2 separate regions of the Homo sapiens genome follow, and region 2 is linked to region 1. A link is an interaction called in ENCODE POLR2A ChIA-PET data of the cell type or tissue named here. Cell type or tissue: Panc1. All regions are shown on one strand. Links, peaks and the distances in the headings refer to the core of each region. The heading gives the core; the rest is flanking DNA.

Region 1 (8,338 bases), core at 1-8,000:
TCTCCAGAATTTTAACTTCAAGTTCTGCCTTTGAATGAAATGATGTGAATTGATAGCATGAACGGATTAAAATACCCACAATGTATTTTTTAAAAAACAGAATATTAGGTATGGAAGGTATTTAAATTTAAGACCTGTTTAATTAAATAATTCGTTTTTTAATTTAATTTTTTGTAGAGATACAAGTCTCACTATGTTGCTCAGGCTGGTCTTAAACTCCTGGGCTCAAGCAATCCTCCCACCTTGGCCTCCCAAAGTTCTGGGATTACAAGCATGAGCCACTGCCCTCAGCCTGAAATAATTAGTTTTGAGGCTAACTTGTACTTTTTAAAATCAATCAAAACAAACATCAGCATTTTTTACTTGTTTGGGGCTGCAGAGGGTTATATTTCTTACCTGAGGCATTAGTATTATCTGCAAAGGAGCATCAGGAACCACAACAAAAAGCCTCATAAGTTGAGCATAATGAGGTTTCAGCCCTCTACCTTGAGAGGATGACAGAATATATAAGGGCATGTCACTATTTAGGGCTTTTAAAGCTGATTCCTTTGGCCCACTTCCCATTACTTTCATTACTTTGTCAGGCCCAGAGCACATGAATCTCCGACCTCGAGAGTCTTCATATTCAAAGCCCACAAAAGCTCGAGCTATGTCATCTCGCCGTCTTCCTCTTCCCATTACAACCGCACTTCTCTTTCCAGGAATAGCTTTATTTGGAGCAGGCCAAGAGTTTGTGTCTAAGTCTCCTTCATCTTCAGCTCTAGTCCTGATGACAATGTCCCAAGGCATAAGATAATTTGTTCCTGGAATAAAGCCCTGTTGGTCCAAACCTGTATGAAAGTTATAAGACTTAGCAGGGCCTAGTTTAACCAAAGACCAGCTGGAGAATTTGGGTAGGAGACCTTTAGGGCAATTTGAATGTAGCATGCCTGGGAGATACTCAACTGTGGATGCCTGTCGATCAACGAAGTTTGGCCTCTTCTCAGTTTTCACTTCTACTTGACCATGAACTTCTGGATTATCTCCTCCTGCTTGTGGATCAGCTGGATAGGTACCTAAGCTATCTGTGGATTGGCCCAAACTCAAAGCTAAACTCAGGCTCGTGCTCTCTCCTTGGGTTTGAGGTTCTTTTTCTTTAAGTTTATCAGCATCCGAATCTGGAGGAGCAGGAGAGGATTCATTTTTAGCAGGAGCAGGATCTGGAGTACTTGGTTCAAATACTGGGAAATTGATATGATCCAATTTTCCACAACACTTTTCTTCCAGAAGCTATAGAGGGTAAGAAAAAAAATCCAGTAAGTTTTTCATTTTAAATAATATTCTTCATTCTAACAAGATCAATAATTGATGTGTAAGTAAATATGTACACATAAAGAATTTGCTCCTGTTTATATATTATACTGCAGTTGCATTTGCTTTTCTACTTACTCTGCTATTGAAAATATGTTTTTACTCAGATGATATTTAACAAAAAAAGACAGAAGAGGAAGAAGAAAAAATTCAGAGTCTACCTGATAGAAGTCATAATTGGCTGCTTTGATATCAAAGGGATCATCTCGAGGTGCTTGTTTCCTTCCACAGTTGCAAGCACCAGTAGATCGAGCTCGGCTATTGTGATATAGCACAGGCGGATTTCTATCAGCCTCTGGTTTTTCTCCTGGAAAATATAACAGCCACTATTAATTTCATAAACACAATGTGCGAATTTACTTTGCATTCTACAACATCTAACCCCACAAACAAAAACCTTACCTAAATACACATAACAGAAGAAGCAAGTGAAAGTATATAAAATACTTTATATTATAAATGTAAAGTTTAGAGTTTTTAAGTGAATTTTTCCTCCTGCTACCATTATCATGTACCATCATCTAACATAACATTCATTTTAGTTCTACAAATCCTCCAAGGCAAAGTGTTAATATGAGATGTCTGAAATTTTATACTACTTAATAATTCTCACTTACCAATTCACTAGGACGTATCCTTTAAATGAAAAAAAATAAGAAAGTAGTCATAGCTGATATTTTCCTTTTACAGCAGGAGAGAAAACGTATAGCTGATGCACCTAAATTTCTGTAGGGCTCTTTCTAAAATATCAATACATAGTGAACAGACTATCTTAAAACAAGAATGAAAACACAGCTCAAAGTTTTTATTTCAAAATGCTGAACAAATTTTAGCTACCTGATTTAGGTAATGAGTGAAATTTGTGCACACAGTGTTGATCAGTTAAACTCCTCTCCTCACAGAGCTGATGGCCATTGCTCCAAAATTTGTAGCAGTCCTCATGTAACTGCATGGCGTATTTGTGAAATGCTGGACCTCTAGCATGTTGACTGTACACTCGAAGAGCCTGGGCAAGCTGATTCTTATGGACAGTCATTGTGTAATTATGAGGCAAATTTGACTGGTAGGCACTGTGGGCCATGGGTAAAGCTTTTTGGCATCGGTTTTCTGAGAATTTTGTGTCAATATCCAAAAATCCTTCCAAGACTTTAATACTGCTTAAAATCTTAGATGTTAGCTCTCCAGTGGGTGACCCCAAGTCCTCTTCTTTCCCATCAATAGCCACCTCATACAGTTTTGAAGCTGCTGAGATCCACTTCTGATAAGTAGGAAGTTCAAAATGGGAAGGCTGTGGGTTCCTGCCCACACTGTCATCGAAACCTTTCTTGCTTAGAACTAGCTCCACATGCTGCCATAGGAATTCCCGAAGAGTGAAATCCACTAGCTGGCCTGAAGAACTGGAACTGCTGCTGTCAATGTGAAAGGAAAGTTGTTGTCGGCTGTGCTGCCTCATCACCTGGTATCGCCTAGGCCCAGAAAGGGGTGCAGGCACCAGCAAAGATTCCGGGTCCTTCACAGTACAATGACTCCTAAGTTGGTCCAGCAACATACCTACTGGGTCCTCCTCCTGGCTTCCCGGTACTATGTACACGAAAGCTTGGTTGGCAGGCACAGTAAAGAGGCAGTTGATGCTCTGATTAGTCAAGACACGACTCTTCCGGAAGATTCTATAGATCTGGTCCTCCAGGGCATGCTGCAGCCTCCTTTTGGGAGAATGTTTCTTGGGCTTGTCTGGATGAGCTGGGTCTTGGTTCCGAGGAGGTTCTACCTTGAGGGCTCCATTGAGTTGAAAGAGGAAAAGGAGTCTAGGTGGGCAAGGTCGGCAGTTTAGCTTCCAGTCTTTGCCAACTGGACAATCCTTAATGGCTGTTTTAAGGAGCGGCAGGACCTTCTGTCTCAGCCCATCCAGGGCTCTGAATACTCGATCATAAGTGATATCAAAGGAACAAGTGGGATGGACCAGAAGCAAGATATGACAGACAGAGAATAGGTAAAGGAGACTGAGGCACTGCAGCTTCTCTTGATGCTTCCAGAACTCGTGTGCTTCTGCATGAGGTAAAGAGAGTCCACCTCCAGCTTCCCCGCTCTGAAGAGCCCGACAAGCCCGGAGAAGCTGTGAATTGTCACAGATGGAGGTGAGGAGAAGATACAGAACTTTGCTTTCCTGACTGTAGTAGGCCTGCAGAAGGCTGTAGTCCTGGGAGCCTGCCTCAGTTCGGTTACCTTCCGCGACAGCTCCACTTCCCCGAACTGAACCCCCGGCTGCAGCCCCAGGGTCCTCGGCTCCACCGGCCTCACCCACGGCGCCAGCCTCAGTTCTGATTCCAGGTCCTGGATCCCCAGGATCTTGGTGGCGAAAGAGAGGAAAGACCTGTCGGTCGCACACCGTATTCACAAGAGAGAACTTCTCGGAATTCAGGCGTAGAGCCGTCTTGCCGAAGATTCCCACAACGCAGATCTCATCCTCCCGCCATGGAGGCTCCGGTCCGCCAGCCGCGCTCCCTCCGCCCTCAGTAGGGGACCCTCCGGGACTTTCAGAGCCCATCCAGGCTGATGCTCCCATTAGAAGGTCTCGCAAGCTCACGGGACCAGCCATAGTGCAGAGCGTTCTCTAGAGTCCTTCCGGTCCGTTAGTAAAACCGACCGGCTTTCGTCCAATTTTGAAATCCTTCCTCCGCTTCTTCAGTTCCTGCTTTCCCGTCACTTGAGTTCCGCCTCCTCTTCTCCTCTCCTAGTTTGTTTCCTCAACTGTAGGAATTGAGATATCAAAAACAAAAAACAAAAAAACAAAACAAAACTGGGACTACTGCGGTGGCTCACGCCTGTAATCCTAGCACTTTGGGAGGCCAAGGCGGGCGGATCACCTGAAGTCAGGAGTTCGAGACCAGGCTGGCCAACATGGTGAAACCCCATCTCTACTAAAAATACGAAAATTAGCCGGGCGTGGTGGCGGGCGCCTGTAATCCCAGCTACTCGGGAGGCTGAGGCAGGACAATCGCTTGAACCCGGGAGGCGGAAGTTGCAGTGAACCGAGATCACACCATTGCACTCCAGCCTGGGCAACAAGAGCGAAAACCGTCTAAAAAAAAAAAAAAAAAAAAAAAAAAAAGCAAAAATTAGGCGTGGTGGCGCATACCTGTAGTTCCAGCTGCTCAGGAGGCTGAGGCAGGAGAATTGCTCGAACCAGGAGGTGGAGGTTGCAGTGAGCCGAGATCACCCCGCTGCACTCCAGCCTGGGCGACAGAGTGAGACTCCGTCTCAAAAAAAAAAAAAATTGCGAAATATCTTTGTATGTAAATTATAACTTGCAGAACCTCTCTAACTAGAAGGCATATTGACAAATAGCTGCCAGGATAAAACTTACAACCAGATTTAAATGTATAATTATAACGTTTATTATTCTGGGGTTTTGTAAAAAATAAAAATCTTTGAATCTAAAAAAATTATCTATAGCACTATACAATAACATGACTGAATCTTTAAAATAAATGTTGATTGAAAGAAATCAGAAACAAAAGTGTATATACCCTATAATTCTATTTTTTTTTTTTTTTTTTTTTTTTTTTGGAGATGCAGTCTTGCTCTGTGGCCAGGCTAGAGTTCAGTGGCGCGATCTCGACTCACTGCAACCTCCGGCTCCCCGGTGCAAGTGATTCTCTTGCCTCAGCCTCCCAAGTAGCTGGGATTACAGGTGCGTGAGACCACACCCAGCTAACTTTTGTATTTTTAATAGAGACAGGATTTCACCATGTTGGCCAGGATAGTCTCAATCTCCTGATCTCATGATCTGCCCGCCTCGGCCTCCCAAAGTGGTGGGATTACAGGCGAGAGCCACTGCGCCAGGCCTGATTTTATTTCTATAGAGTTCAAAAGCAAGCAAAATAAACCATTGCATTTAGGGGTGTGTTCTTACTAAAAGCAAGGAAATATTTATTGTACCAAGTAGGTCAGTGATTACTTAGTGAGGGAAGGGATTATGATATAATATATATATTATATATATACATAATAATATATATTACACATATACATAATAATATATATTATATATATACATAATAATATATATTATATATATTTTGAGACAGAGTCTTGCTCTGTTGCCCAGAGTGGAGTACAGTGGTGCAATCTAAGCTCACTGCAAACTCCACCTCCCAGGTTCAAGTGATTCTACTGCCTCAGCCTCCCAAGGAGCTGGGATTACAGGTGCACCACCATGGGCGGCTAATTTTTGTATTTTTAGTAGAGATGGTGTTTCACCATGTTGGCCAGGCTGGTCTCGAACTCCCGACCTCACATCATCCACCCACCTCGGCCTCCCAAAGTGCTGGGATTACAGGTGTCAGCCACCACACCTCGCCTCCGGCCTAAAATTTTTTTTTTTTTTTTTTGTGAGACAGAGTCTCACTCTGTCACCCAGGCTGAAGTGCAGTGGTGCTATCTGGGATCACGGCAACCTCCATCTCCTATTCCCTGTCTCCGTCTCCTCAAGCAATTCTTCTGCCTCAGCCTCCCAAGTAGCTGGGATTACAAGCACGTACCACCACGCCCACCTAAACTTGTATTTTTAGTAGAGATGGGGTTTCCCCACGTTAGCCAGGCTGGTCTCGAACTTCCAACCCCAGGTGATCTGCCCACCCCGGCCTCCCAAAGTGCTGGGATTATAGGTTTGAGCCATCACGCTCGGCATTGATTTTTTAATTCATATATTTTCTATACTTACTATATACTTTTTTGTTTTTTTGAGACAGAGTCTCACTCTGTTGCCCAGGCTGGAGTGCAGTGGCGTGATCTCAGCTCCCTGCAAGCTCTGCCTCCCGGGTTCATGCCATTCTCCTGCCTCAGCCTCCCAAGTAGCTGGGACTACAGGCGCCTGCCACCACGCCCGGCTAATTTTTTGTATTTTTAGTAGAGACCAGGTTTCACCGTGTTAGCCAGGATGGTCTTGATCTTCTGACCTCATGATCCACCTGCCTTGGGCTCCCAAAGTGCTGGGATTACAGGCGTGAGCCACTGCGCCCGGCCAATATATACTTTTCTATAGGTATTATTATTTCTAGTTAAAAAAAAAGGTTAAAAAGGGAAAAACCAAAACTTTTATTAATCTTTATTTAAAGATGCAAGGTAGAACACATTTTAACACTGTACAATGGCAGTAGCAGCTTTGCAAATGTTTATCTATATGGACTTTTTTTTCCTGCCTGGCTTCGTTATATAGCAAAGCATTTTTCTTTTTTCTTTCTTTTTTTTTTTTTTTTTTTTTTGAGACAGCATCTTGCTCTGTCACCCAGCAGGCTGGAGTGCAGGTGGTATGAACACTGCTCGCTGGAGCCTCAACCTCCTGGACTCAAGTGATTCTCCCACCTCAGTCTCCCGAGTAGCTGGGACTACAGGCACATGCCACCATGCCCGGCTAATTTTTTGTTTTTTGTAGAGACAGGGTCTTGCAATGTTGCCCATACTGGTTTCAAACTCTTGGCCTCAAGTGATCCTCCCACCTCAGCCTCCCAAAGTGCTGGGATTACAGGTGTGAGCCACTGTGCCTGGCCCCCAAGCCTATAATTTTTTAATTTATATATTTTTCTATACTTAACATATACTTTTTTTTTTTTTGAGACAGTTTCGCTCTTGTTGCTCAAGCTGGAGTACAATGGGGCGATCTCGGCTCACTGCAACCTTTGCCTCCCAGGTTCAAGCCATTCTGGCTCAGCCTTCCCAGTAGCTGGGATTACAGGTGTCTGCCACTATGCCCGGCTAATTTTTGTATTTTTAGTAGAGACAGGGTTTCACCATGTTGGCCAGACTGGTCTCGAACTCTTGACCTCAGGTGATCTGCCTGCCTCGGCCTCCCAAAGTGCTGGGATTATAGGCATGAGCCACCGCACCCGGCCAACATTTACTTTTCTATAGGTATTATATTTCTAGTTTAAAAAGAAGGTTAGAAAGAGAAAAACCAAAACTTTTATTAATCTTTATTTTAAAACATAACCAGATGCACCTTGGTTGTTTACATTCTCTGGTTGCCATTCAGTCTCAAAGTAAACACTGGGAGCATATGATAAATCGTAGTTTAAGGAAGCCATAGCACTTACAGAGTTCTCAAATGGTTACAATATAAAATCTGTCATAAAAATCAGTAAAAGATGCAAGGTAGAACACATTTTAACACTGGTACAATGGCAGTAGCAGCTTTGCAAATGTTTGTCTATATGATTTCCACAGGACTTTTTTTTTTTGCCTGGCCTCATTATGTAGCAAAGCATTTTTTCTTTTCTTTTTGAGATGGAGTCTTGCTCTGTTACCCAGCAGGCTGGAGTGCAGTGGTATAAACACAGCTCACTGCAGCCTCAACCTCCCGGGCTCAAGTGATTCTTCCACCTCAGTCTCCTGAGTAGCTGGGACTACAGGCACACATCACCGCTCCCGGCTAATTTTTCGTTTTTTGTAGAGTTGGGGTCTTGCAGTGTTGCCCAGGCTTGTTTTGAACTCTTGGCCTCAAGCGAACCTCCTGCCTTAGCCTCCCAAAGTGCTAGGATTATAGGTGTGAGCCACTGCACTGGGCCATAAAGCATTTTTCTTTTTCTTTCTTTTTTTTTTGAGACAAGGTCTCACTCTGTTGCCCAGACTGTAGTGCAGTAGTGTGATCTCAGCTCACTGCAACCTCCACTTCCATCGTTCAAGTGATTCTCACGCCTCAGTCTTCTGAGAAGCTGAGACTATAGGCACATGCCACCACACCCAGATAATTTTTATATATTTTTTTTGGTAGAGACGGGGTTTCACCATGTTGGCCAGGCTGGTCTCAAACTCCTGACCTCAAGTGATACACCCACCTCGGCCTCCCAAAGTGCTGGGATTACAGGTGTGAGCCACTGTGCCTGGCCCCCAAGCCTATAATTTTTTAATTTATATATTTTTCTATACTTAACATATACTTTTTTTTTTTTTTTGAGACAGTTTCGCTCTTGTTGCTCAAGCTGGAGTGCAA
Region 2 (8,338 bases), core at 210-8,209, 230 kb after region 1:
GAACTCAAAAGTGAGATGTAGAGCAGATTTGTAAATTGATAAATTTATTTGGTAAGAAATTATTCACTTCATTCGCTTCACTCCATAGAGAATTCTTTGCAGAGAAATGTTATGAACAAGAGAACAAAGCCTGTCTCTCACCAAAGAGCACCTAGAGTAAGAGTTTACAATGATGTATCTGGATTATCTAATTCATCAAAGTTTATTTCCTTTTCAAAAACAACTGCTGTGTCAGTCTGGAGTTCCCTATTTCATGTTTTCTAATTATTACAATAAATAGTCTTCAAAATAGAAGATAAAATGCTGCTTTAAGAAGTAACAGTTATTTTTCAACACCATACCATTTGTCTGGAAAATCATTGTGTTGTAATACTGGTGGTATCTTACTTTGTTTTGCAAGAGACATTTAAGCTATTTGCAGATCAGAATAGAAGAGTGGGCATTTGTCCTTTAACATCACGTGATTTTCAAAGGTGAAAAAAATTTCTTTTGCTAACTTACGATTCAAAGAAAAATGGTCTCAAATTAAAGTGTGGACAAAACTGTAGTATTCCCTTTTATAGCCTTGCTTAGGTAAGAATGTTCACTGAGTGAATAAATTAGGTTTAAAAATTAAAACAATAATTTAGATCATTTTCCCACAAAGCCTTATCAAGGATTTGATGGGGAAGGAAGCACTTGAACCACAGCAGTTTTATCTGTAAACACTGAACTTGGCCATGCATCATTTTCATCTGCCCACTGGATGTTGCACTTCTCACTGGCACAGTGTTTCAACAGTGGAGTGTGGTTGTCATGAAAATGCAGTATTGACACTATACCACTATAAATGTGGTCAAAATTAGACTCAGTGTTGACATTGACATTGTTGCCATTGTCCTTGGAAAAGGTGTTACTTTCAAGGAGCCTCCTAAATGCAACAGTAACTTTAATCATAATAATTCAAGGACAATGGATGGCACTTCTAGGTAAAGAAAAGGTATATACATATGTGTTTCTACCCATCCTCTTTAGTACAGACCTAAATGGGATTAATAGCCCCAGTGTGTGTTGCTGTAATGTTGCCTAACCTCATGTCCCTCAAAAGTACACATCTAGAAAGTGAACAAAGGAAACCTGTAAATTAGGGACTGACTCCCTTTGAAACTCACAGTGAATGTACAAGGAGTTTGTAATGACTTCAGTTGGTGACCTGAAGTTTGTTTCCCTAACCAATATTACACTCTTGTTTGGATTTATTTTACTATTTCCTATTCTAACTTGTTTAGCAGGCAAACAGATTGATGCAGACCATGTTAAATTGAAAAAGGGATACTGCCACTCTTTAAGGATTGAGTGTAGAACTTTCACCACCACTAAATTACACAATGAATAAAAATACAAAACACATAATTCACAGACTATACCTCAGCATTAACAGTTTATAGATATTATATAGATACTTTTATATCTGTCTAATATTTTTACAATCACCAGGTACACCATCATTAAATACAAGTTACAGAAATATGTAGATACCATTAGTTAGAGGGTTACTTATTGCTTACGTCAGCAAGCAGCAAATAAGGGCACAGGATTTGAACTGAAGGGAACTACTTCCTATCACCAGTGGCGTTAAGAGAGAACACTGCATTTCACAAAGCACTGCTTTTATCTAGTTTATAGAACCAAGAGCAGCATATATCAGACCAATAACCACTATTTTAGTATGTATTATAGAATTTTAAAGGATTTACCTTACAAATGGTACCTAACTACTCTATAAATACGCATGTTGTGAACAAATGAATAGTTGCTATTTTTCACAATATTGGTTTATAACGACCACACTAGAACTACTTTGCTTTATTTTGTAGAGAGCTAATGGCATGAGAAATGAGTTAACACTGCTGTGTAGTCGGACCTACAAAATCCAGACCCCTAAAGATGGGTCTGTGTTTGTCCCAGTTCTATCCAGCCATTTTTTTCCCCACTGAGAAAGCCTAGCATGTGTAGTAACTTTTTCCCTTTACCCTCTTTATTCTGATCAAAAACATTACCAATAGACAACAATAGAAATTTTAAAAAGCTTTTTTTTTTACTTCGCTAAGCACTTTGGACTATAATGTGTACCAATAGTCTGCTGCCTTTGTTTTCTTGTTTTCTTAGATAATTTGATTTGAAACTGACACTGCACCTGATGGGTTAACAAGATCTAGGCTTCAGAAGGTGACAGATATGAGTGAGGACCATGTGTGGGGCAAAGCCTCAGAATGATGAAAAGGTTCCGGCACTATAGTTGGGGCCATGTTGACTCCTTTTCAACCATTTGTCACAGACGTGAGAAGAAGAAATGACTTCAAAATCAAGAGAAAACAAATACTGAAAGTCTCTACTTACATCCAAATTTTAAAAAATAAAATCTGTAGATTAACAATCTGATCATTGCTAAAGTGAAGCTGTTTTTGTCTATTTGATATAGCTATACTGGTATCCAAAATATGCCAGTCATCTGTGTCTTTAAAATTCAGAGATTTTAGTCCTCTGTTATGGGCCTGGGGAACGTGTACTATCCTATAAACACATGATTAGGCGGGGGACACTTCTTAGCGAGAGCACTCACCCTTGTTAGTGAGCACTCCAGAGGGGCCACCCATAGGCATTGGCCAGGCTGGTCTGCTGTTGACTAGGGGAGGGTAACACTAAGACATTCGTGACTCTTAGAGAATCAGAGGCTGCTTCACTGAATGAATGAATCTGATAGTTTGTTGTCTTTAGTTGACAACATGCTTCTAACTAACTTGAAACTGCAGAAATAGCAAAAAGCAGACAGTTTCAAAATATCAAATATAACTAAATATTGAAATGAAAAGCACACGTCCTGTCTCTGCAGTCTGAAGCTACATGTAAGCAGGACACTCATGTGTCTTCCAATTACAACTAAACAGACCTGGCTGTCAGTAATCTGCATTCTCAGTGGCCTCTGGGCTCACTTTAGACAATACTTTCAGCCTCCTTCATTCCAATTACTTCACTACCTTGGGGGAAATAATTTTAGAGAAGATAAAAGTAGCATTTTTCATTCTCTAAAATCACTTTGTATTTTATAGTAGTACATGCCTTTGCTGTCTGAACTAAAAAAAGACAAAATATAGAAATGCTTTTGATTTTCTTTGTAAATGGTATTTTGACTCTATAGTGTATTTGTACCTGACATCATCTCCGTTAAAGCAGTTTTATTCCTGAGATGAGGGTACAGTGGAAAACACATTAGCATCATAGATTAAAACCAGTTGACAGCGGTCTCCTAAAATGCTAAATAATAAAAATTTCCACCAAAAGCACCATAACAGGTTATGAAACTCCCAAATAACTACAGCCCTAGGAAATATTTTTTAATTAAAAAAAGTTCACAATCTTTTATGTTACAGGAAAAAAATCCGTAAATCTTTCTGACTATAAACCGCCTCACAAGTCTGAGAATATGACACTTTTACACTGATTTACCACTTTCATTGTTATCAGTTAAAATCCATATGGCTTTTAGTCTTTTACCTACCCAAAAAGGTGAGGGGGCAGGGGGTTCCTTCATAGTGCCCAGGATTTTGAGGGACATTTCCCAACCAAATGTAATTCAGCATTAAATTTTCCACAGATAAATTAGGCACATCAGACCAGATTTCAACTGCATTGAGATTTCAACACTGTATATCCTGACTGAAATAACTAACTTGAAAGCTTCCACTAGTGACTGAAGGGATGGTGGGAAGGGGGTTGTGTATCTAGTGACATGAAGGATGGTGGGAAGGGGGTTGTGTATTGGTGTCGAGACACATCACAGGGACCAGCTGTGTAATTTTGCAAGTGAAACTGCCAATACTTCTTTTTAGATTGAAAACACTGTACTTTGAGTTTCCTAGAGATCTATTTACATTTAAGAATTGAGCCATCCATGGATTCATAATGAAGCACATATGTTTTAGAAATGTCTACCTTGTTTCTACTCTGATAGTGGTATTTTTATTGGGGGAGAGCTAGCTAACCTACTTGAAAGAAAAATTATTCTATTTTATAGCTCCAAGGAAGATCTGGGCATGGAATATCATGAGTCTTTCTGAGCTTCCTCATGTTTTCACTGTACCCTTTCCAACTATTTTGCCTCCATGGCAGAGAACTTCTTATCCTATTTCTCTTCCCACTTCCAGTAAGTGAGGACAGGCTAGTGCCTATTTTGTGGGAAGGCTCTTGAGCAGAGAGAAATGAATAAAACTTTGGATTAAACCTGAATCTGTGCCACTTCTTTGAGTAGTGGTGGCGTAAATGAGACAATCTAGAAACTCTGTTTCCCGGGGATTTGAACTGTTCATTTTCCAACCCTGAACAGACAGGAGACAAGCTCTGCATTCTGTATATCTGCTCCCCTGTTGAACCCAAATTGAAAGCAGTGGGAAACTCTCCAGCACCACTCCATTCAGGCAATGATGACTGAACTGATTTTTTCTCCATCATTAACTCATTAATAAGATTTGCTTTCTTTGGTGCACCAGGACCAAACATCTCAACTGGTAGCAAAAACTGGGCACTGTGAGGTTTGCTTGCTTCTATTTGTGTGAGATCTAGGTAGCCTGGGTCTTCCAGCACGTTGATTTGGGACCCTGGGCTCAGGCTAGTTCTATCAGTGAATGAATCCACACGCCCATCATAGCCTAGGTCGGCTGGTGCTGAGCACTGGTGCTGAGGCCAAGGGCGTTTGCACTCTCCATGATTCTCCTTATCATCCCCACCATCTTCTTGCCCTCCTTGAAAAGAGTTCTCTGTCCAATCTGATTCCTCACTAACATTTACAGCTTTGTTCATGTCCCTCAGGAATACCACAATAACCGTGATGTTATCACTTGACCCAGCATCACGAGCTGATGCCACTAATTTGTGGGCAACCATGCTGCTGTCTCCATTATTCTCTTTCAGGTGGTCGGACACAACTTTCACTGCCTCATCAGGGTTCACGGTGTCATAGAAGCCATCACAGGCCAGAATGAGGTAGTCTTCGGTCCCATCCAGAACAGTGGAGGCAGAATCTGCATCCCCACAGATATATGGCTTATGTTCAGCATCTCCTGCGGGAAGCAGAGTGTAGGGGCATCATTAGCATTTGTTTTACCTTGCATGCTAAGAACGTTTATGACCAATGCCATGACTCTGATCACAGCTTACTGGATTGTGAACTGACTTGACTGGAAAGAATTTATAAAATAGTTTTTGACAAAATACTTAAATTCTCTGGTAATCAGATCTGCTTACTCCTTACTCCCAGTTAAATAATTGCTAGTTACTGGGCATAAGTCCTTACCTAGCTTAGACTCTGAATCTGCACCTCTGGCTATGATTTAGGCTTAGCTGAGTGTAACAACAATGTCAGATCTAAAAGTTTGTTGCTGTACTGAAAAATTCAGTACACTGTGTAGGAAGACATGGTTGATTCAGTAGATCTGTTCTTTTGCAGGTGGTTTTGATTTAATTGAAATTTGAAAACAAGCCCACATTGAAAGAAGCAAACCAAAGCTCTGATCATTCTCTTCATTAAATAATTTTTGTTCTATTCTTGTTTAGAAATCAATAAATAGCTTCATGCTGCGAGCACGAAGGAAGGTTTGAGTTACACGAGATTTTATAAATCAAGTCTAACTCCCTTAAGCCAGGAGGAGTTATGTGGCTGACCCAAGGCCTCACACATGGGAGCTGAATGCAGTTTTCTTGATTCCCAACCCACTTGGCTTTCTATTTTTTAGTGGTGCTTTACCTGTAACTTCTAGAGAACAGACAAAATGTATGGCCATTTTTCTCTTATATTTAGAGACTGCCATATTCTTCATATGGCTCTGCTCATCGCCCCACTTCTGTCTTTATTGTTATTGTGCATTTCCCCACTCATTAACAACTGTGAGAACCCAAGGTCTTTCTGGGCCTTTCTCTCTTCCTTTTCTTGCTTAGCTTCGTCCTCTCACAGAATGACATCTGAGCTGGTCCTGAAGGGTAAGTTAGTTATCACCAGGCAGAGAAGTTGCCTCAATTGAGGGAACAGGATAAGCAAAGGCAGAGGCAACTGTTAGGGAGTAATGTACAGTTGGAGAGTAGGGTGCTTGGGGTAGGAGCGAGACTGCAGACCTTGGGACCACACTAAACTAGGTTTCTATCACCAGACTACTGAGATAATTGATCATTTAGGGCTTTCAGATCCAGAGCACTTCCAAATCCATTCATTGTTTACATTGATTACATTCCTTTAGGTACCTTGTGAGAGTGCAGCAAAAGGGTCCTTAGCCTATGAGGTAACCAAATAGCTTATGACTACAACAAGGGACTCTCAATTCACTTTTTTATTTTTATTTTTATTTTTTGTCGCCCAGGCTGGAGTGCAGTGGCACAATCTCGGGTCACTGCAGCCTCTGCCTCCCAGGTTCCAGCAATTCTCCTGCCTCCGCCTCCGGAGTAGCTGGGATTACAGGCGTACGCCACCACACCTGGCTAATTTTTATATTTTTATTAGAGACGGGGTTTCACCATATTGGCCAGGCTGGCGTCGAACTCCTGACCTCTGATAATCTGCCTGTGTCGGCCTCCCAAAGTGCTGGGATAACAGGCATGAGCCACCGCATCTGGCCTCTCATTCACTTCTTTACAAAAAAATAAAAACAAAACCACACACAGGGTACTGAGCAATAATTCCTAGAGTAGGGTATCATAAATCATCATTACATAGTATTATAAAAACAAGAAATAAACTCCAGATATTTACAAAGGGCTTTACTGTATAGCAGTGGCATATTGCTTAGTGGTTAAGGACACCAGCACTAGTGTCAGACTGCCTGGGTCCAAATCCTAGCTCTTCTACTTGTCACCTACACAACTCTCATCAATTACTATCCTTTCCATTGCACTAAAACCGAACTTTTTGACTCAGGGAATATTAAAATGAAGATAAACTCACTTGAGTAATCTGACTATATATTCATTATTTCTAGTATCTGTTATAGGTTCTCTTTGACACAAGAAAGTTGGCCAGGCGCATGCCTGTAATCCCAGCACTTTGGGAGGCCAAGGCGGGAGGATACTTGAGGTCGGGAGTACGAAGCCAGCCTGGCCATCATGGTGAAACCTTGTCTCTACTAAAAATACAAAAATTAGCCGGGCCTGGTGGCATGCATGCAAAGTCCCAGCTACTCAAGAGGCTGAGGCAGGAGAATTGTTTGAACCCAGGAGGCAGAGGTTGCAGTGAGCCCAGATTGCGCCACTGCACTCCAGCCTGGATGACAGAGGGAGACTCTGTCTCAAAAAAAAGTTTCTTTCCAACATTTAACATCCCTGTTTAATCCTCAAATAGGCTAGAAAGCTCATTAGGAACCCTATGGATAACTCTGCTAGAACCAATGTGGGCACATGCCCTATCTAGCAGGTTGCATGATTAGATACACAGAGCAACAAATAATTAATATAATTACCTGAGTTAGTATATCTATTAGGTAAGAAATTAGTCTTCGACATTATAAATGTTCATTTCACTCCTTCCATTCACAAACACAACCTCTCATCTTACTCATATCTAGGCTCTTCTCCATTCATTCATTCATTATTTCTTTTTTTTTTTTTTTTGAGACAGAGTCTCACTGTGGCCCAGACTGGAGTGCAGTGGTGTGATCTCAGCTCATTGCAACCTCCACCTCCCGGATTCAAGCAATTCTCCTGCCTCAGCCTCCCAAGTAGCTGGGATTACAGGCACGCACCACAATACCCAGCTAATTTTTGTGTTTTTAGTAGAGACAGGGTTTCACCATGTTGGTCAGGCTGGTCTTGAACTCCTGACCTTGTGATCTACCCACCTGGGCTTCTCAAAGTGCTGGGATTCTAGGTGTGAGCCACCGCGCCCAGCCCTCATTCATTATTTCTTACAGGAGTCAAAACCATCTTTCCCAAGCATGCTTTTGATTTAATCAACTTCACTTATATGCTAAGGTGCCTCCATAGCCTGTTAGAGCTCATTAAAACTCAATCTATTTAAGCAGAAAATGCAAAAATTTAAAAGATATTTAAAAATAAATAATAAATAAAATCCAATATGGGATTCAGTGTCCTTCACCAATTTACTAAAGTTCCCATCCCCTATTCTACCTGACTATATGATTATCATCATTATTATTTTTTGAATTCCGCCTCTAAAAATAAATGTGATCTGAGTCACACTGTTCCCAAAAATCTTGTTTTAGTGCTTCAATTAAAAGACTGCTGCAACTGTTAGTTTGGAACAGAACATACAAAGATTTGTACAGAGAAAATGCTGCCAAAGTTCTGGCTTTTCACCTGC

The links. ChIA-PET counts read pairs that join two places held together with the same protein. Peaks named below come from ENCODE experiments on the same cell type or tissue, not always from the same donor. Only the 100,000 strongest peaks of a DNase experiment are listed, where the experiment ranks them.
Region 2: POLR2A ChIA-PET joins it to region 1 with 14 read pairs; 2 of 35 experiments call an interaction of 5 or more read pairs at or near these places.

The regions. Positions count from the first base shown.
Region 1 is chr17:59,205,660-59,213,997 of GRCh38, reverse strand. It overlaps PRR11 (proline rich 11), which reads right to left. Exons shown (of 10, transcript NM_018304.4): 10 at 7,289-8,338. SMG8 (SMG8 nonsense mediated mRNA decay factor) reads right to left here and starts at 3,963. Exons shown (of 4, transcript NM_018149.7): 1 at 2,188-3,963; 2 at 1,512-1,657; 3 at 397-1,269. The coding sequence starts at 3,946. RefSeq lists an enhancer at 4,085-4,154. In Panc1, for the core only: no CTCF peak of the experiment used is centred there; a DNase peak (open chromatin) is centred at 3,997; H3K4me3 peaks cover 2,527 bases; H3K27ac peaks cover 1,425 bases.
Region 2 is chr17:58,976,732-58,985,069 of GRCh38, reverse strand. It overlaps PPM1E (protein phosphatase, Mg2+/Mn2+ dependent 1E), which reads right to left. Exons shown (of 7, transcript NM_014906.5): 7 at 1-5,096. The coding sequence ends at 4,039. It also overlaps a transcript of TRIM37 not described here. Among named protein-coding and RNA genes, the nearest start is that of TRIM37, 130 kb to the left of the region's middle. In Panc1, for the core only: no CTCF peak of the experiment used is centred there; no DNase peak of the experiment used is centred there.